2 separate regions of the Mus musculus genome follow, and region 1 is linked to region 2. A link is a loop called in an ENCODE intact Hi-C map of the cell type or tissue named here. Cell type or tissue: left cerebral cortex. All regions are shown on one strand. Each heading gives the region's core, and the rest is flanking DNA. Links, peaks and the distances in the headings are about the cores only.

Region 1 (9,280 bases), core at 874-8,873, 300 kb after region 2:
GTTTTGGAGCAAGAGGCTGAGCAGGCTGCCCTGCCATTTCACAGAGCAGCCTCCTGGGCAGAGACCCTGGTGGCTCCTCACTCTCATGGTCATTGGCTATGCCATGTGTGCCCTCCGTGGAGGCGGGCTGGATCCTTTGCTCCTACTTTCAGAGTGTCCATATTTAGAGAATGCTGCATTGGGTAACTTTCTTGTTTTTGAGACATCTTCTGATGTAGACCTGTCCTTGAATTCACAGACCTCCTGCCCCTGCCTTGTTAAAACACTGCGATGACAGGGCTAAACCACATATCCATGTTCAGCTGTAGAATCTCAGGTCCACCCTCAGACTGTGGGAAAACCCTGAAAGTTTTCAAAGAAAATAGCCATGGTATATGATCTTAAGCACCAGAGGGACCAAGAATATGGAGGGTGTGGGACTCCCTGAATGCTAGGCCTCTTTACATTGTATGGATAGGAACCCTTCAGGGCTGTGCACTTGTCAACCTGTGCAGTCTTGGGCAACAGTCCTAGTCTGGCAGGAGAAAGAGTGGGAAAAGAGCAGAGAAAGAAGTCTTCAGGACTGTCTCCTGAAGTGGGTGGGGCAAGCCTGATTCTCCAAAATGCTGGCTGCAGCTCACACAGGTTCCCACTGAGAGGGCAGAGATAAGCATTGACCCAGTTGGAAGAATTCTTCCAAGTCCCTTCTTCCTGAGTTGTGAAAAACCAGGTTGTGATAGCGGGGTCCCCAGTATGAAACCCCCCTCTCAGGGGAGAAGAAGACTAAGGCAGAGGACTGTAAACCCAGAAGCTAGAAGGCAGTGATATGGCTCCCAGCAAGCCCCCAGCTGGACCCTTTACAATTAGAGACACAGAGGCCAAGAGAAGGTTCTAGAACTAGTGCAAATTGTGAGAACAAACAGATTAGAAGTTCACTGAGATGTCTCAGGCAAATGGCTTGGCCTCTCTGAATTTCAGCTTCTTTTTTTTTTTTTTTTGATAAAATGGGGCTACCCTTCTCTGGGTATCTTGTGAGTGGCTTGTCATATTGTCAGAGCCTTGTCTCAAGTCCACTGAAGGAATTTGGGGAGGGCTCTGTTGTATTGTGTGGGACCAAAAAAGGCAGTCTGTGTTCTGGTCAAGTGAGGTTTACTCCGGAGACCCGGTAGGAAATCCTACAAGGGACGGAACAGTGAGCTACACCCCCAGACACAGACGCCTGACACCATGAGTCCTCAACTCCATCATTCTGTGGCCATCAGTCACGTAGGCTGTCCAGACTCCACCCCCACAGTTTCCTGGCAACAACAACTGTGCTCCGCCCCACAGTTACCCTGCAACAACAGGGTAGCCCATCCCACTATAAAAAGAACTGCTTAGCCCTCCTCTCTTGCTTCTCTTGCTTTCTCTCTAGCCCTCTTGCTCCCTCTCTCCTACTCCACTCTCCCCTCTCTCCATGTGACCATGGCCGCCCTCTGCCTCTTTACTCTTCTCTCTCTCTCTCTGCTTTTCTACAATAAAGCTCTAAAACCATGGACTGTGTCTGCTCATCGAGATCTGTTATGCTGGAGTAATGGAGCAGGCTTCCCTAACCTCCTGCCTGAAGGCCTTCCTGCCCTCCAGCCACTGCTGCCAGTCAACCCAAGCAGGCCAACGAGCTCACCGCTCACCGCCTGAGCTAGCCAGACTCTCTTGTCCCCAAGATAACCTGCTAGAGCTCTCTTCCTACCCTTTCCCCCTCGGCCCCCACACCAGAGTTTGCCTGAGGGCCTGTTCTCAGCTCTTCTGCAACATACCATGGCCTGGGATGTCTGAGAGCAAGAACCTGTCGTCCCTGGCTCCATGTGGTCCAGGAACCCCAAAACCCCCAAACCGTCTCTTCCATGGTACCGAGCAGTCTATGGTGCCCGAGAGTCAGAGCTGAGAATATGCCTTCTTCCCCCGACCCCAGCGGGGTCCTGCGGCCTGTGAGGCTCCACACCCGTTCTGGGATGTTTCCGTGGGGTCCCATGGCAGTCTCCTTGAGCTCTGGTGGGACTCAGGTCTCCCCCATCCCTTTATTTCCCCATACCCAGCACTCCACTGAGCCAAATTGTCTCCATCTTTATCAGATCAGCTGGACTCATGTGCAAAGTTGGTCACAACTGGGCTTGTGGAATGCTCTGTTGACCCTCCCGCTCAGAAGGAGGAGGTAGGGAGAGTCTGAATATCCAGCAATTCCTCCCAGCTCTGCCCTAAGTGCACGTGGTCTGGGGTCTTGAGGAAGGTGAGGGTATATAGGCTGGGAAGGACTAGGGGAGGGGGCTCCATCTATGAAACTATGGGGAAGTCACTACCCATGCCGGGTGAAAACCTTCTATTGCAGATACTTTACCCAAGCTCCTGTCTGCGACCCTTCACCGAGGCTCTGTAAGTAAACTCAGTATATTCGTGGATGTATTGGAAGCAAACATTTTGGTTTGTCATTGGAGGTCTTAGAAAGAGTAGGGAGAGCTGTCTAGTTCCCCATATCCCACCCCAAGAGAAAATTCTCACGACAGGCCTTCTCCTTCTCCTCCCCAGTCCAGGGTCATGGTCTAATGGAGGGTGTGGTGTCCCCAAGGCTGCCCTCCCTCCTCTGTAGAGAAGGAACATGTGGCCTTCAGTCTTAGCTCTTTTCGGGGATAGCAGGAGAGTGAGAGACACAGAGACACAGAGAGACAGAAAGACACAGAGACACAGACACAGAGACACACAGAGACAGACACAGAGAGACAGAGAGACAGAGAGACAGAAAGACACAGAGACACAGACATAGACACAGAGAGAGACAGAGAGAGACAGACAGAGACACAGAGACAGAGACTCAGAGAGGGATGCTGAGGCATCCAGGGCTACTGTCCCTCCAGTCCCACCTTCTGAATACTTATGCTGTCTCGTGTCCAGTTGCCTCAGGGTGCCTGCCATGGCTCTAAGTCATAGCACTGATGGACCCTATTTGGGGCCTTCTTGGAAGGCTTAGAGTTTGGCTGTTGTTTTCCCCCTGAGGTCCAAGGGAGACAAGGTGTTTTAAGCCCCCTGACTGTTCCACCTCGGTCCTCGCCTAGAGCAGAGGAATAGGATGCATGAGGGAGGCTCAAAGGCTTTGTGTCCCTCTAGGGGACCAGTTGACCCCATAGCTATGGAGGACAGCTCCACACTGACGGGAAAGACCCGAGAGATCATAACCCACCCGGCTGGGAAAGGCCAGAGCCTACTTAGGCTACAAGCTGTGTCCCAGGCCCACCAAGCCACCCCCCATGAAAGACCAGTCAGTCACCTGTGGTGAGTTCTCAGGCAGGTGAGTTCCCACCCGACCAGCTCCCCTACCCTAGCCACTCATGTGATGGCTGAAGCCCACAGTGCTGAGCATGACAAAGGTGAAGTAGAAGCTCTCCTCGTAGCTCCAGCCTTCCATGTGGGAGAAGAGAAGTGGAGGCAGCAGCATGAAGGACTGGAGGTCAGAGAGCAGCGCAGCAGGGCCTGCCAGCCTCCTTGCCTGCAGGGTCCTGGAACACACAGCATCGGCCTGAGGCTCTGTCGAGCACAGTGAGAAACAGATGCCCTTGTGCCCAACCTCTCCAGCTTGTGTCCCCTCATGTTTCCTGCCAAAAGCTTGGGGTGGCTTTGACTCCTCCCATCCTCACCCTCACCATGGACATGATCACAGACCCCGTCCTGGGCTTTGCTCCCCCAACCTCACCACCAGCCTCCCATTCCTCTCCCTTCTGCTCCCAAACTCCATTTCCACCACAGTTTCCCAGCTGGAAGCGATTCATCCAGGTTTGTGGCCACTGCCTCAGCTGTTAGCTGCTCCCCAGCTGGTGGGCACATTGGTGCACCCCACACTACATAAGGTGGCCCAGCTGATGGAGTGCTAGCAGGCAGCCAGGCTCCGGTTGCATCCTCTGATGCAGGAGAGAGGGGTATTTGAGGGGACACCTCCTTCATCTCTGGGCATGGCCACCCTGGTCATTTCACTTCCATGCTGGAGGTGGCAGCTGCTGCCTAGCCAGGCCTGATGACTAGACAGAGCAAGGCTGGCACATCAGGTTGCTGTTGGGCTCTGGAGTTCTTATCCATTCTGGCTCCACTTCTTGGACTCTGACTCCTGCAAGGCTTTGGGAACTTGGGCAAGGCTTAATCTTTCTGAGCCAGTTTGCTTAACTTTAAAATGGGCTCCAGACCTGTCATGGGGGAGGGGGTGATGAGAGGCCACAGTGGGGGCCACACTGTCGGTGGGAATGCCAATCCCTGAGCATCCAGTGGGTACCAGGCTGAATGAATGGAATGAATGGACCAATGAATCAAGACGGAAGGTTGCCATATGATCTCTCTCCCTCCCTCCCTCCCCCCCTCTCATTTCCCTTTCCATTCTTGCTTTGTTTTATTTGTCTTAAACCAGGCTTTTATCTAGGCTGGCCTCAAACTTTTTTTAATGTAACCTGTTTTTTTAACCCCCTGTCTCCACCTCTCAAGCGCTGAGATCACAAAGTGATGGTCTGAATAAGTGGGATGCTAGGGAGGTGTTCGAGAGTGAGCCTTGTATTGGAGTGCTGGAAAGACAAGGCAAGGATATAACGATGCTGGTTCCTGAAGGGGAAAGAGGCAGTCGTGGTGGAGCCTAAGTCATCAGCAGTGTGAGCCTGCCACCTGGTGGTAAGTCCTGGGTCATGCAGGCAAGACTGAGGGCAAGGGCTTTTGGGTTGGTTCCTGAAATCCAGGGCTGCAGGGATCCTGGGTTTCTGTCCACACTATTTCCACACAACAGTCTTAAATGCTTTTAAGACAGGCTCCACATCACCCTGGCTCTGGAGGGGAAATGGGTCCAGAGGACAGTGTTAGGGGCCAAGGGATGCTGATGCACTGTGAGAGTTTTCAGGGACAGGTGGGATGACCAAAGTCCACCAGTGCATCAGCCCCCAAACTTGAATATGCACACAGCTCCCCTGGTGTCTGGGGAAGTGCAGAGCCAGGTCCATGTGTCCTGAGGCTGCTTGTAAGAGGCTTGGGGTGTGCTACAGGTGTCACACCCTGTCATACACTCTGGGATGCAATCACTGGAACTATTGTCCCTCAGGGTAAGGCCACCTCCAAAGTTCCAGCAGCTTGTCCCATGCTGCCCTCACCAACGGCAATGATGGTGGGCACGGAAAAGAAGGAAGAGCCTACAAACTCCCAGCCTGTGTATTTCTCAGGAGGTAGGTCCCATCTTTATATGCTTGGGTGATGTCCTGGGGGAGGTGATGCAGTGACCCACAGGATCTTGAGAGAGGAGGATGGGCCCCTGCCCCCTCTCCCATGTCTGTGCTATACCTACAACCACACTCTTGTTGTATAGACAGTTTCTCCAAAGAGATAAACTTCCTCCTGGCGGAAGGAGAAAAGCTCCGAGACTTCCAGGCTCAGGAAACTCAGGAGGGCACAGGATTCACAAACCCAGTCCCCAAAGTTAAATCTCACAGTAACAACTGCTGGGGAGAGCCATCAATAGAGCTCTAGGGATGTGAGGTGTCACCCATAATGGGATGGACTTTTCAGTGATGCCGCTGCCTTTGAACCATCCACATTCCTATTAGTAACTCCAATAAACCCCCTTGGTTCCTCCAGCTAGAAGTGAGTGGGATTGTTTCTTTGGTCAATTAATCCCTGGTGCCCTATCTGACTTGAAGAGAATTTTTCATGTGTCCCCAGGAAAACTTAACACAATATCTCATCCTTTATTCCAAGTCTATTTGGGGCAGGGAGTCTCTACTTTTTCTACTAATCAAGGGCTTCCCAGAGGAAGATATCATGGGGATAAGTCCTTCTCCAGCTTATCCCGGAGTCAGGTCAGAGTGGCTTAACTGTCTAGCTCAGCCCTAATCTCACAGGACGCAATAGGCTGCTGTTGCCGGAGGATGACAGAGCTATGACCTCAGCCTTCAGTGGAACACGGGAGAACTGAATTACCTCTGCTCTGGGACCACCAAGACTGTTTCTGGTCCAAAGGAGGCTGTGTTGGGAGGGTTTCAGCTTTTACATGTCTAGTTTTTCTTATCTGCAAAACAAAATACTAACAGTGGGGAATGTTGCTGTCTTGTTAGGGATACCACACTGTGGAAATGCAGAGATGACGGGGCAGAGGCAGGAGACTTTGTGGACAGAGCGACGCTGGGTTTTCTTGGAGGGTTTTCCCACTGAGAAGACATTTAGGAGGACAGAACAACAGCAGCAGAGCCAGGGGAGGTCATACTGTACCTTGGACATAAAATCATAGGATTCTAAGAAATATCCATACAGGTACACAGGTCTATGCAAGCGCAGCCTCCAGGTGATAAAACAGCCTCAGCTCTTGGCTGTGCGTTTAGGCTAAACCTCCCTGAGCCTCGGTTCATCTCTTAGGGGGATGCGGAGGCTAGTGAGGAATGCGCTGGGCAAGGGAAGGGCTGTAAGGGAAGCATTTACTGATGGTGGCCAGACAGTCCCTGCTCTGCCTAGCTCCAGATGCAGCCCAAGTAGCTTCCCCAGTGGTTTGGGCAAACTGCTTTACTCTGGGTCTAGCCTAGACAAACATACTTTCCTCCTTAGAGTCTGGCCATGCCTCCAAGGTATTTGCCCCTCCCCTGACCTTTGAAAGAGGTTGGGTGTGGCCTTTTATCCGTTGCACCTTGTCTCAGCAAGCCCCACCACAGCGGGGTGATCAGACCGAACACAACCCTGTCTCCTCTTGACAGCCTTGTAGCTTGTGACCCATTCTCTATGGCTGTGTTCTGGATGGCTCTTCCCACAGTGATGGTAGTGCCCTTTCACTTCCTTAAAGATGCAGCCCCTCTCCTTGATAGAGTGAGGTCCTCTCCACTGGATCCAGCCCCTCCCGGTGGTTACCTCGCCCCTCCCAACCACATAAGCCATTCTTTCCAAGACTATTGACTCTGCCTCTCTCAGCACTTCAGTATCTGGGGCCAGAGCCCTCCTCATCCCTGCAATGAGCTTCAAGCCTTTTATCCCACCCATTGCTTCTTTCTTTGGCTGGTTTTGCTAGTTCCCTTACCTGGATCGGTAGGTCCAGCATCAAGCCATCTAGACTCTTGGCATTCTGTAGAAGCGCACATTTGTCACACTGGAAGTTGAGACTGAAGTTTCTGAAGGCATGATCTTTCAGTGTCTAGAACACACCGGTGCCTGGTAAGCCAAGTAGGAAAGCAATGGGAGCCTTGAACCTGGCACCTGCCAGTCGCAGGCCCAGCAGGGTGTCTCCGGAGATCATGGAGCCCAGGTGTGCTATGGTGGACAGGAATCAGGAATGGGCAAGAGAGGCCAGGAGGGGCCCTTCTCTAAGCAAGTGCCTGCTGGTGGCCTGTTTCCCCTGCTGAAGAGTTGCAGCAGGGTGCAATAGCCCTATCTACCCTCAAATATCCAAATCCAGGGACAAACTGATAGCTTACTGGAAAGTTGAAGCCAGGGGAAATGAGAGGGTTGCCAGGTAGCCACAGGCCAGGGGAGGGAAGGACCCAGACTCCCTCCCCACTCCCCAGCTCCGAGCCCCAAACACTTCCCCTCAGTGAGAAGACTGTTGAAATCCACAGTGCACAAGAGAAACAGCCAGGTTTATTGTCACAGAGCTCCTGTCTAACTTGTCACACGAGGGACTTCCCCCAAGTGCTTGTTGTACTCAGTGTCACACTAGGTTCCCTTAAAGTACTCAAAGAAAAGAGCCCAGCTGGCTAAGGTAAGTCTGTGTATGAGGGAGGCAGAAACTTGTGAACCCAGATTTATCCTAGCTGCTCTGGAAGACGTCTCTGTGACCCCATTCACCGAGAGCCGAGGCGGGGACCAGCATGTATAGAGCTGATGGAGGGAATTCAGATTTCAGTCCTTTACTGATGTCCTGGGGGTAGAAAATCCTCCGTGGACGTGGGTCCTCCCTAGGGACTCCCCTCAACCTCCTGGATTCTCTCCCCAAATGCTGCAAAGACGGAGATGCTTAGAAACCTTCTTGCAACTGGGGAGAAAGGAAATCTGAGGAAGAATTTGTCTTCTTAAGACTGGCCTGTCCTCCCTTCAGGCCCACAGTGCTGAAATCGGGCAGAAGGACCAGGTGCGGATGTTCCCATGGAGGCCTAGGCCCCAGGGAACTCTTTCTGTAAGGCTTCTGAGATCTGTTGTCCCCTCCTGCTTCTCAGGGGGAGTAATGAGGAACAGGGGTGCCCTGGGGATCAAGGGAGGTCATTTTCAGAAGGTGGTGGGACACCCAGATGATGCCCCGAGGCTTCTTCAGGAATCCACCTTCACTCGTGGCCAAGGAAAGCTGGAGAGTGCTGGCAGGTGGCCTTTGTGTTTAGAGTTCCACAGCTGTGAGCCTACTAAGGACAGTTTTCTGTGTGCACCTAAAGTATCCCTGGGTGTGTGTCCAGGTCCCTTCCTCCAGCCACTGTCCCGAACACTCATTCTCTCCAGGTTTGTCCCTGTCAAGGCTCTAGGGTTGTTGCAATGGGGGCCAACTCAGTCCTTAGAGAGTGAAGATACAGCAAGAGTAGTCCTGGCACACAGTGGGGGTCTGTGGTGTGCCTAGTGTGTAGCAATGAACACAAAAACCAACTCAGCCTTTGGTTGCAGCTCAAGGCTTCCTGAATATGAAGGTGGCATTGGCAGTTTGGCCATCATGATTCATGTTGGGTTTTTCCTGGTCCCCTGTGATGGAACAGGAAAAAGGGCTCTGAGGCCAGCATGCAAACCTCTACCCACTAAGTCTTTGATTTTTTTTCTCTGCACTTCCCTTGAATTATTCTGTAGGCACACCTAGCTCCTTTCTCTGGAGAATTACTGACCACCTGTCTGGGGAGTATATGGGTTGGGAAAGAAGGTAGCATGGGTTTGGGGGGTGGCTGAAACACTTGGGTATCACGCAGAGATGGAGATTCTCTGAGGGCTGGAGTCAGGGTCAGGGGCTGCTTCATCCTTGGGGTCCAGGCCCCCGATGAACATCCAGAGACTGGAACACACCTATGCAGAAGCAGGGACCCCAGGCTGAGGACTACCGCCAGCCACACCGGACTTAGGATGATCCATAAAGCTGCCAAGCTCCGGTACATGGTGATGTGATGCTTGCTGGGGTCTGTACCTGCCAGGGAAGGTGACGGCTTGTGTCTGGGGGCACAGCCACCCTCAGATTCCATAGGGTGCTCTCTCCTACCAGTTGTGGGAAAAGTGAATATCTGAGGATGCCACCAGGAGTCCACAGTGGCCCCAGAAATAACCAATCTCAGCTGCTATCCCCATGCAATGCACCCCAGGTTCTAGT
Region 2 (9,280 bases), core at 809-8,808:
GTCTGGGAGTCTTGTCAACATTCCCTGCTCTTGACAAGAAAGAACACCTGTCTTGGAAAGATAATTTTCTGGTAGAGAACACAGTCTTGAAGCTAGATCCTGAGGACCTGGAGGCAGGGATATCTGCAGCCAGCAGGACCTTGGAGGCACCGTCTTGAAAGAACATGCCAGTGGTACAGTCCTACCACTGACATCGGTAGCCGAGTCACAGTGAGATGTGTTCAGGCATAAGTCTTCTGGATCCTGGAAAATAGTCGTGGAAGGGGAATATCTTTTGCTGGTCTGCAGTGATTCTAAATCGCTCAGCTGCCCCTTGTTAAGTTTGAGAGCTTGCCATCTCCCTGGCTTCCATGTTGAGTGCCTAGTCACAGGGCTCCTGCTCCTCCTCTGCCTCCTCCAGTCCCCATACCTCTAGTACTTGGTAACTGGGGTGCCACACTGATCTCCCAAACTGACAGCCCGTGGTAGAGATCTCCAAAGGCCACACCCTTACTCTCCTGGGGCTCATACCTATCCTTGACTAGGTTTGAACCTGGCTCTGGGTTGCCTGTCCAAGATCCAAGAGCCTTATCACTGGGCCAGTCTCTGCCCACAATGCAGTGTGTGGTGCATAGGGAAGTCACATTGTCCTTCTAAACACTTTGGGTGCCTCAGATGGCCAATTGTTGTCATTAGATGGACTCCCTCTCAGGAATTTGAGCTGGCGGGTAGAGGGAGCAGTCTGCATATACTAGAAGCCATTTTTGTCCTCACTTCCTCTTCTGAACTTTTCTGAAAAAGCTCTCCCAGGAAATCATCTCTAGAATCCCAGCAGGTCGGAGAGGGAGTCAGAGGCTGTGGGAAATGGCAAAGCTACAGACCTGTTTGTGTTGGAAAGATGTAGGATTTTGAGGTCTCTGAGAAGCAAGCTCCATCTTTTTGCCTCACCCAAAAGGCATCTTCTTGTAGGAATGAAGGCCCATTGGGAAATATTCTTGCAGGTGGCCCCATCATTCAAGGATCACTGCTTCTGAGCTTCCATATTTGTCTCTGGGTTTTCAGAACTTGTCTCTGAGTTTTCAGGCAGGACCACTGTGTGGTCCACAGCAATTCCTTGACAAGTGCCCACAGGCACCTTAATGGCATTGTAATGGCTCCACTTGCTGCTTGAGTGGTTTTCAGTATACCCTCTAGCTGCTGTTTTCCTGGGGAGACTAGCTGGGGACTTGGTGAGTCACTTCTTGGCTGTCTGACATAGCAACTGTCCACCCGTGTCTCGGAGACAGCCTCTAGATCTTTGCCCAGGGAACCCTCTGGGATCCTGTACAGATCTCTCAGAGATCTTCCTGCAATGTTTGTCAGATCCTTGCAAAGGTCCTTCCAAATCTGGAATATGGCTGGACCCATTGATGAGACAGGCGCTCCTGTGGAGGCTCCTGGGTGGCTTTTATCTGCCAGTGTTGAGGAAGATGGAGCTTCAGGATTAACTTCTGCATGACCCATCTCTGGGAGTTGGTTCTCAGACTTTACCAGATGATATCTGGATCTTGTAGGGCCAGTGGCCCTGGTTGTTGGCCTTTGTGCTTGGATGAGAAGGTGTTCAGGGCCTTGGAACTCAGGAACCATCCAGCTCTGAGGTGTGACAGTGTCCCAAGGGAAGGGTTTCTGGAGACACGGGGGCCCAGGAACCACACATCTTTGAGAGGAAGTCTCCTTCCTCATTGGAGGCTTCCCAGCTCCAGGGAAGGATGTCCCCAGCTGAGCTCAGGAGCCTCAAGCCTACTCCTTCTCTTCCTTTCTTGTCTTCATTGCTTCTTGTCTTCTTCCAATGAGAGAAGAACATGACAGCAGAGCTCATGAAAGGCATTCATTGGTGTGTCCACAGTATGGAAGAATGCATCCTGGAATATTAGTGCCTATGGTTTCAGGAGAGTGCAGAGAGCACTTGCTAATTGGACAAAGTCCAGTGCTTGTATAGGTGTTCTTAGGGCATGGACCTTTCTAGAGTAAGATTTCCAGAGTGAGGATGGCTGGCATCTCAATTTCTGAGCCTGAGGGAGCTCAGGGATTGGTGAGTTTACCTGTTCAGGGATTGGTGGGTTTTGATGTCCAGGGATAGGTGAGTTTCTGTGGGAAGTTCAGGGTTTGGTGGATTTTCCTATTCAGGAATTGGTGGCTTTTATTCAGGCTTTTCACCTAGAATTAGCATAACGTGGGTGGGGCCTGTTGACATGCTGGAGATGACCCTTCTGACAGTTATGACAGTTAGTGGGGTTCTGGGGGAGGGGCCTGGCTGCTGGAGAGCCTCAGTCTCAGCCAGGACCATTTTCTGAGTTGAGGTTTACAAACTTTATAAAGTGTACAGAGTTTACAAAATATATAGAGTTTGCAAAGGGAGTCCAGGGCAGGAAAGCCATTCCTGGCACTTGAGTGGCCTGCATATCTAACCCAGGTGTTGTCATGAACCCCTTTTTAAAGTGTTGTTCCAGCTGCTCTCAGAGCTCTGGGTAATCTTGACAACATTCCCTTCTCTTGACAAGAAAGAACACCTGTCCTGGAAAGATGATTTGCTGGTAGAGGACACAGTCTTGAAGCTAGATTCTGAGGACCTGGAGGCAGGGATATCTGCAGCCAGCAGGACCTTGGAGGCACCGTCTTGAACAAACACACTAGTGGTACAGTCCTACCACTGACATTGGTAGCTGAGTCACAGTGAGCTGTGCACAGACCTACATCTTCTAGATCCTGGAGAATCGTTCTAGAATTGGACTACCCTTTGCAGGAAGTCTAAATCTCTCAGATGTCCCTTGCTAATTTGAGAGCTTGCCATCTCCCTGGCTTCCATGTTGAGTGCCCAGTCACAGGGCTCCTGCTGCTTTGCTTCCTCCAGTCCCCAGTACCTCTACTACTTGGTGACTGGGATACCATGCTGCTCTCCCAAACTGACAGCCCACGGCAGAGATCTCCAAAGGCCACACCCTCTCGCTCCTGGGTCTTATACACACCCTTGGCTTTGGCAAACAGGACGATGAGACCACATTTGCTGGCAATTGGCAGCTGAAGGACGACACCCTGAAAGAAGATGTGTTGTCTGTTCCACCACGGTCCCCACAGTTCCACATCATCTCTCCAGCTTTAAGGAGACCCCACCTTCCCTGCTGTGGCTTTCCAAAGCATCCAGAAGCACGCTTGCCGGCCCAGGAGTGTCCCAAATGGTGGGATAAAGTAGAGGAAGCATTTTAGCGCTTCTTACTGCTACATCAGTAATTCTTGACACCCAACCCCCTTTCAGATTCTCTCTTCCTCCTCCCTCTCAGCAACACACAAGGAAGGCGTGTGTCTCAGCTGGCAGGCTGCTTGCACAATACACACCGGAAGCTCTGGGTTCCACCCCAGCACCTTGTACAGAAGAGTGTGGTGGAGCACACCTATGTGGTCCCAGTCCTGGAGGCAGAAGGGTCAGAAGTTCAAGGTCAGTTTCAGCTATACAAGGATTTCAAAGTCAGCCTGGGTTACTAAGATCCTACCTTTAAAAAAAAATCAAATAAAAAAATACATGACAGTCACGATGGTTCACAGGGTGACCATGCTTGCCTCAAGTCAAGTGACCTGATCTCTGGGACCCAAGTGGGGGAAGGGGAGAACCAACTCTAACAAGGCGTCTTCTAACATCCACGAGTTGTCCTACACACACACACACACACACACACACACACACACACAGCGGATGTTTAAAAGTAAAGCATTAGAAATTCCATTTAGCGGAGGAGTCTGCCTTTGAGAGTGGGTGACCCTTCAGCACCAGGTTAGCATCCTACAACTTGAGGCTGGTATCTCACTCATCCCGCAGGAGGCAGCCCGGGAGGATGCAACAACGCTGTGTAATCTACCTCATCCCCGTTAGGTGGCGCCGTAAGCCAACAAAGCTGCCCAGCTCAAGCCAACAAAGATGTCCAGGACAATGCCTCTGAAAATCGGTTTTCTTCCATTATTACAGGCTTTTTAGTCAAAATGGTTCCCTCGCCTTTCTTTGCTTCTTTCTTCTTTATCAGAAAGGGTCTTTCAGTGTGAAATACAGCGTGGGTTTGGTGCCAGGTGGAAAAGGAAATGTGTCTTAATCCCTCGCCTCGGAAGAAAAAGTGTTTGTTCATCACAATTGACATCTGGTCAATTTTCAATTAAGTAAGCAAGCAATAATAATGACGCGATGCTTCATTTGCTCCAGAAGCCAGGCAGGCACCAATCAGCTGCTCTATCCAAGGAGGAATTAAACAGGCACCCCCAGCCCCTGCTCTACCCAAAGCCCCAGCCGCAGACAAGCAGAGAAGGCCGGAGGACACATTCAGGGAGCAAAGGTTTCTGCTTCAAATTCAAGCAAATTGGCTGGGCACAGCAGGGAGGACAGCTCTGACAGCTCCATTGTGTCAGCCTCTGGCCTGAGACTGAAGGAGGCCAGGCTTGTCCCCATCAGCCCTAGGGTTCTGCCATGGATGGAAAGGAGTGAGGTGCTTGGTGCCAGAGACTAGAGTTTTAACCACCTGGATGCTCTGTACAAAGCTATTCTTAACTCAAAATGCATTAAAATAAAAAAATAAAATAAAATAAAACAACTTTGTTTCCCACTGGCAAGGAATATTGAACCAATCTTTACAGTGTTGCCGCTTGCAATCTATTCATGCCTGGTTATTACAGAAAATGAGAACACACAGCTTGAGTAGAGACCACCAAGTGTGAAAGGGAAGGCTGGCCAGCAAAGCCAGACGACCCAGCTGTCCGATGTGCTTGTGACGTTGTGATCTCTGGAGACACAGACATTGGCAGATAGGCCTTCAGTCCCCAACCCATCCTGACGCCTAGAGAAAGCCTAGGTAGTGAGGGCCGTAACCTCGGGGGATGGCTCAGAGTGTCCATCCTTTCTCCAGCCTGCCCCAGAACTTAAGCTGAGCCTTCTGCACACACTGGAGAGCGGGCTTGAGTGTGTGGAAGGGACGGACTACACTCTGAGACACTCAGTAACTAGCATCCCAACTTCTCTTCCTGGCCTTGGATGCTGGCGGCCAAAGGTATTTATCTTGGCAGAATGGCTGTCTGCAGCCTGGCACTAGACTGCCCCAGGCATAGGATGCACTAATGTTCATTGTATGGTGGGGACTTCTCTGTCACTGTATCCCATGTGCATCAGGGACATGGTCTGAGACTACTGAGTCAGCCCACGTGGCTGTCCTGTGCCCCAGGATTCAGAAAGCTCCCATGGGGCAGCTCCTGGTCTCAGGCTTCTTCTGCACTGGCTGCTTTGGTGGCCTGGGGCCGGGGGCGGCTGGGCTGGGCTGGGCTGGGCTGGGCTGGGCTGGGCTGGGCTGGGCTGGGCTGGGCGTAAACTCTCCTTTGATCAGGCTGGTTGGTGTTATAGCTTGTTGCTGTTAGCTTAGACTTCTGTTTATCACAGGACAGAAAAGATGCTCACACCTCTCTCTCTCTCTCTCTCTCTCTCTCTCTCTCTCTCTCTCTCTCACTCAGGAGTCATCTTCACCTTCTGAAATATAGTCTCTCTCATTTCAATGTTCTCTTCCTTCTGTCATAGAACATACTAATTGGTTGAATGTGCAATGGAGATGCATACATCTTTTGTTTGTAAGTTGAAAGCACCCTTCTGGCTTCCAAAGCATGTTTTATTTATTAAAGAATAGTCAGAAATTTAAAGCCAGTGGGATTATAAAATTAGACCCTTTCTTAGAACAAAACAAAAACAAAGACTTGTCAGGAAACACAAGGACCAGAGGAAGCTGGGGGTGGGGGGCACGGGGGTGGAGGTCAGGTGAGGCCAGGAGGGAGTTCTTAAAATCCCAGATGCCCAAAGGAAAACAGAGCTTTTTTTGTTTTTGTTTTTGTTTTTTTGTTTTGTTTTGTTTCATGTTGCGAAGTATGATCTTTACAAATTTGGTAGCATGCACATCACTTTTTATTCCTATATCATTTTCCTCTGAATAAATAAAAACTATTTCCCCCTCTCTCTTTTCTTTCCTTCCTTCCTTCCTTCCTTCCTCCCTCCCTCCCTCCCTCCCTCCCTTCTCTCTCTCTCTCTCTCTCTCTCTCTCTCTCTCTCTCTCTCTCTCTTTCTTTTCTTTCTTTCCAGGGTCTCACTTATAGCCTTGCTGCGAACACCAGGCTGGCTTGGAACTCACAGAGATCACCATCCTCTGCTTCCAGATTGCCTCTGCTTCTACAGGCCTGTGCTACCATGCCCTGCTTTGGGAAATGCACTGCAGTACCACTGTTCAATGGCTACGGGATGCTATCCCGTTCTGTGACCACAGAATTACATTTCTTCAATCTGTATTTGTTCAAATCACAAACACCCACACAACTTTCGCCTGTATACTTCATTTTCTTCAGACAAATTTTCAAATATGAAATCTCTATATTGACACCCAGGAACAAACAGACTTTAATACCTGTTGCCAAGGCCCCACCTAGAAAAGTTCTACCAAATTGGGGTGACAAGTGCCCATTTTCCTGAATTCTCCCAGAGTTTTATAACTTTTGATGCATTTTAATTTGATATCAACCATCATAGTTTATATTTTTAACCACTAAGAGAGTTATTGGTAAGTTTCTTCCTGTATTAGTTTTGGATAGTTTTATCGGGCTCAGTGCAATGCAGGGGACACCTGTCCCTTATGAAAGCGGGGCGTGACATCTGGCCAGCTATGTACATGGCGGCAGCAGCTGGGGTTATGGCTTGTTCAAATCTGAAGGATCAGGAAGCAGAGACCCCGGGCTGGAAATGGTGGCAGGTCTAATCTTTAGAGCCTACTTCTGGAAGCCTAGACCTATCAGCTGTGCCTTGCATTCAAAAGATTTCATGACCTCCCAAGGCACCACCAAGAACCAGACCTATAACCCTGTATAGTGTGATGTTTCACTTTAAACCTCAACATTGTTCTTGTAATAGTTTTCTGTTCATGAATTTGTTTTATCTTTTTGTATTGATATCATTATGTTACTATTGGTTTAAAATGCTCTTTATGCATTTTGGATATTGTCTTATTCTGTTTTCTGTTGGTACAACAAACTATGAGACCAAGCAATTTAGAAAGAATAGTTTCTTTGGCTTATGGTTTTGGAAGCTGAGAGAAGCTCAAGAGAGCAGTGTGAGCCTCTCCTCACTGTCTGGTGGGCAGCAGGCCTTTCTGCTGCATCTCGGCCTGGCAGACAGCGGCGAACACTCGGTGAGTGCAGGTCTCAGGGTCTTCTTCCCACAGAGTCCAATACCATCGTGGAGTCCTCTCCTCACCTCCAACTTCACCATAGTTGCCATGGCAGGCCCACTTCAAATATGGCTGGCACATGACCAGAGACTGAAGCTCCAGTCAGAACTGGAGGACATGTTTGAGTCACATAAGATATTAACTATTGTCATTATATATACTAAAGCTTTCTCCATTTTTTGACTCCAATTTTGTTTTTTTAAATAAATATATTTAATAAGTGAAGATATTAATTATTAAAAGAAAATAGTAGAAATAACACCCAATGTTCCATATCGCCAGTCAAATGGAATCAAAAAGAGCATATTTTTGAATCATGCCATTAACAAAATAGAAAAATTGTAATAGATTTTGACAATTCAAGTAAACATGACAAGTTAATGTATATAATACAGAGAGTTTCTCATAGCTCCATTTTGCACACATTTTCAATTTTCTTAAGCAGAATTTTCGTTCTAAATTTTTGAATGTAGCAATGATTTTCTGTTCATTTCTGTCTTTGGAGTCACATTTTTCCATACTCCGTTTTGATAAATATTTACTTGTATTTTGTTGAGTCTGCTCTTTGAGTTTGTCACTTTTGCCTCAAACCCACGTGTTCCCTGTTTTCAGCACATGTTGCTTCCCACGAGCTCACCCTATGCAGTCGATCAGTCCAATCTTTCCCCTTAACATTTGTAAATATCAGTCTTTGTACTTGGTAAATTCTGATTTCTACATTTGGGGCCCAAAGTTTCTAAGTTTAGTCATTTTGAAATGTATTTTACTACCTAGTAGGCCTGCCCCCGGAATTTTCTAGATATCTGTCATCTTTCTTCCTCTTGTGAGCATATTCTTCCGGGGGAGCATCACAGCTCAGTTGCTGCATCAGAGGTCTCCAAATGAATGAGACTCACAGGTAGATTCAGAAGTGGTGGCAACCGAGCATTGCTGAGCCGCCACATTGAGGTGCTTGGTGTCCCCTTCCTCGTCCAGCGCCTTGGTCCTCTCATGTGATTATGTTGTGACTTTCCTAGATGGAATATGTTCTTCCTCCTGTTTTCTAACTTCTCCGGGCTGCCTGTTACTCCGTTGTGTGTCATTTTCCTTGATCCATTCATCAGTGCACGGACAAATCCCCGAGTGGCGGTTTGCCAATAGTGCTGCTGTGAGCATATGTGTACAAGCTTGGGCTACTGAGTCCCAGGAAAGCACCTGGGATGGCTGGACCACACCAGAATTCTGGGCTCAATCATCTGAGGAGACATCAGTTGTTCCCTGTGACAACCAAATCACACCGCACTCGCGCCAGCCAAATGCAAGCTACTGGTTCTTCACAGCTCACTGGCGTGTTATTTTCTGGATTAGAAAAGAAAAAATATTTTTTAAATAATTTAATCATTTATTTGTTGTGCAATTTGGCCACTTTTCTTACTACTGAGGCAAAATATGTGACAGAAGACAATTCATGAAGAAAGGGTTTATTCCAGCACAGTTTGAAAATAGTCCACCACAGTAGGAAGGTGAACTGGGAAGGAAAGCAGCTGTCACATTGCACCTACAGTCAGGGAGGAACAGAAAAAATGCCGGGGCTCAGTTTGGCTTCTCCTTTTCTTGTCTTTGGATCCAGGCCCATAAAATGACAACACTCACATTTAAGGTGAGTTTCTTTCTTAACCCAGTCTGCAAACTTGACAATCAAGAGTAGTCATCACTCCAAGATGAGTTTGTATGTGTGTGAGTCTGTCTGTGGTGTGTGTGTCTGTGTGAGTGATGTATAGTATGTCTGTGTGTGATGTGTGTATGTGTGTGTCTCTATGTGTATGTGTATGTGTGTGAGACAGAGTATGAGACTGTGTGTGTGTGTGTGTGAGTGTGTGTAAGTGTGTGACAGAGTGTGAGACTGTGTGTGTCTATGTGTGTGATGTATAGTACGTCTCTGTGTGGTGTGTGTGTGTGTGTGTGTCTCTATGTGTATGTGTCTGTGTGTGAGACAGAGTATGAGACTGTGTGTGTGTGAGTGTGTGACAGAGTGTGAGACTGTGTGTGTGTGT

The links. Hi-C counts contacts between places; a loop is a spot of excess contacts. Peaks named below come from ENCODE experiments on the same cell type or tissue, not always from the same donor. Only the 100,000 strongest peaks of a DNase experiment are listed, where the experiment ranks them.
Region 1: it touches region 2 in a loop (5-fold over the local background); 18 of 42 quality-filtered maps call a loop at or near these places.

The regions. Positions count from the first base shown.
Region 1 is chr17:49,931,350-49,940,629 of GRCm38, reverse strand. It overlaps the pseudogene Gm19465. Among named protein-coding and RNA genes, the nearest start is that of Gm52302, 98 kb to the left of the region's middle. In left cerebral cortex, for the core only: a CTCF peak has its summit at 4,662 (motif pointing left); a DNase peak (open chromatin) is centred at 4,638.
Region 2 is chr17:50,232,111-50,241,390 of GRCm38, reverse strand. It overlaps Gm41597 (a long non-coding RNA gene), which reads left to right and starts at 4,616. Exons shown (of 2, transcript XR_876869.1): 1 at 4,616-5,042; 2 at 6,113-7,009. It overlaps AY702103 (cDNA sequence AY702103), which reads right to left and starts at 2,183. Exons shown (of 2, transcript NR_131975.1): 1 at 1-2,183. In left cerebral cortex, for the core only: a CTCF peak has its summit at 3,879; DNase peaks (open chromatin) are centred at 3,880 and 4,321.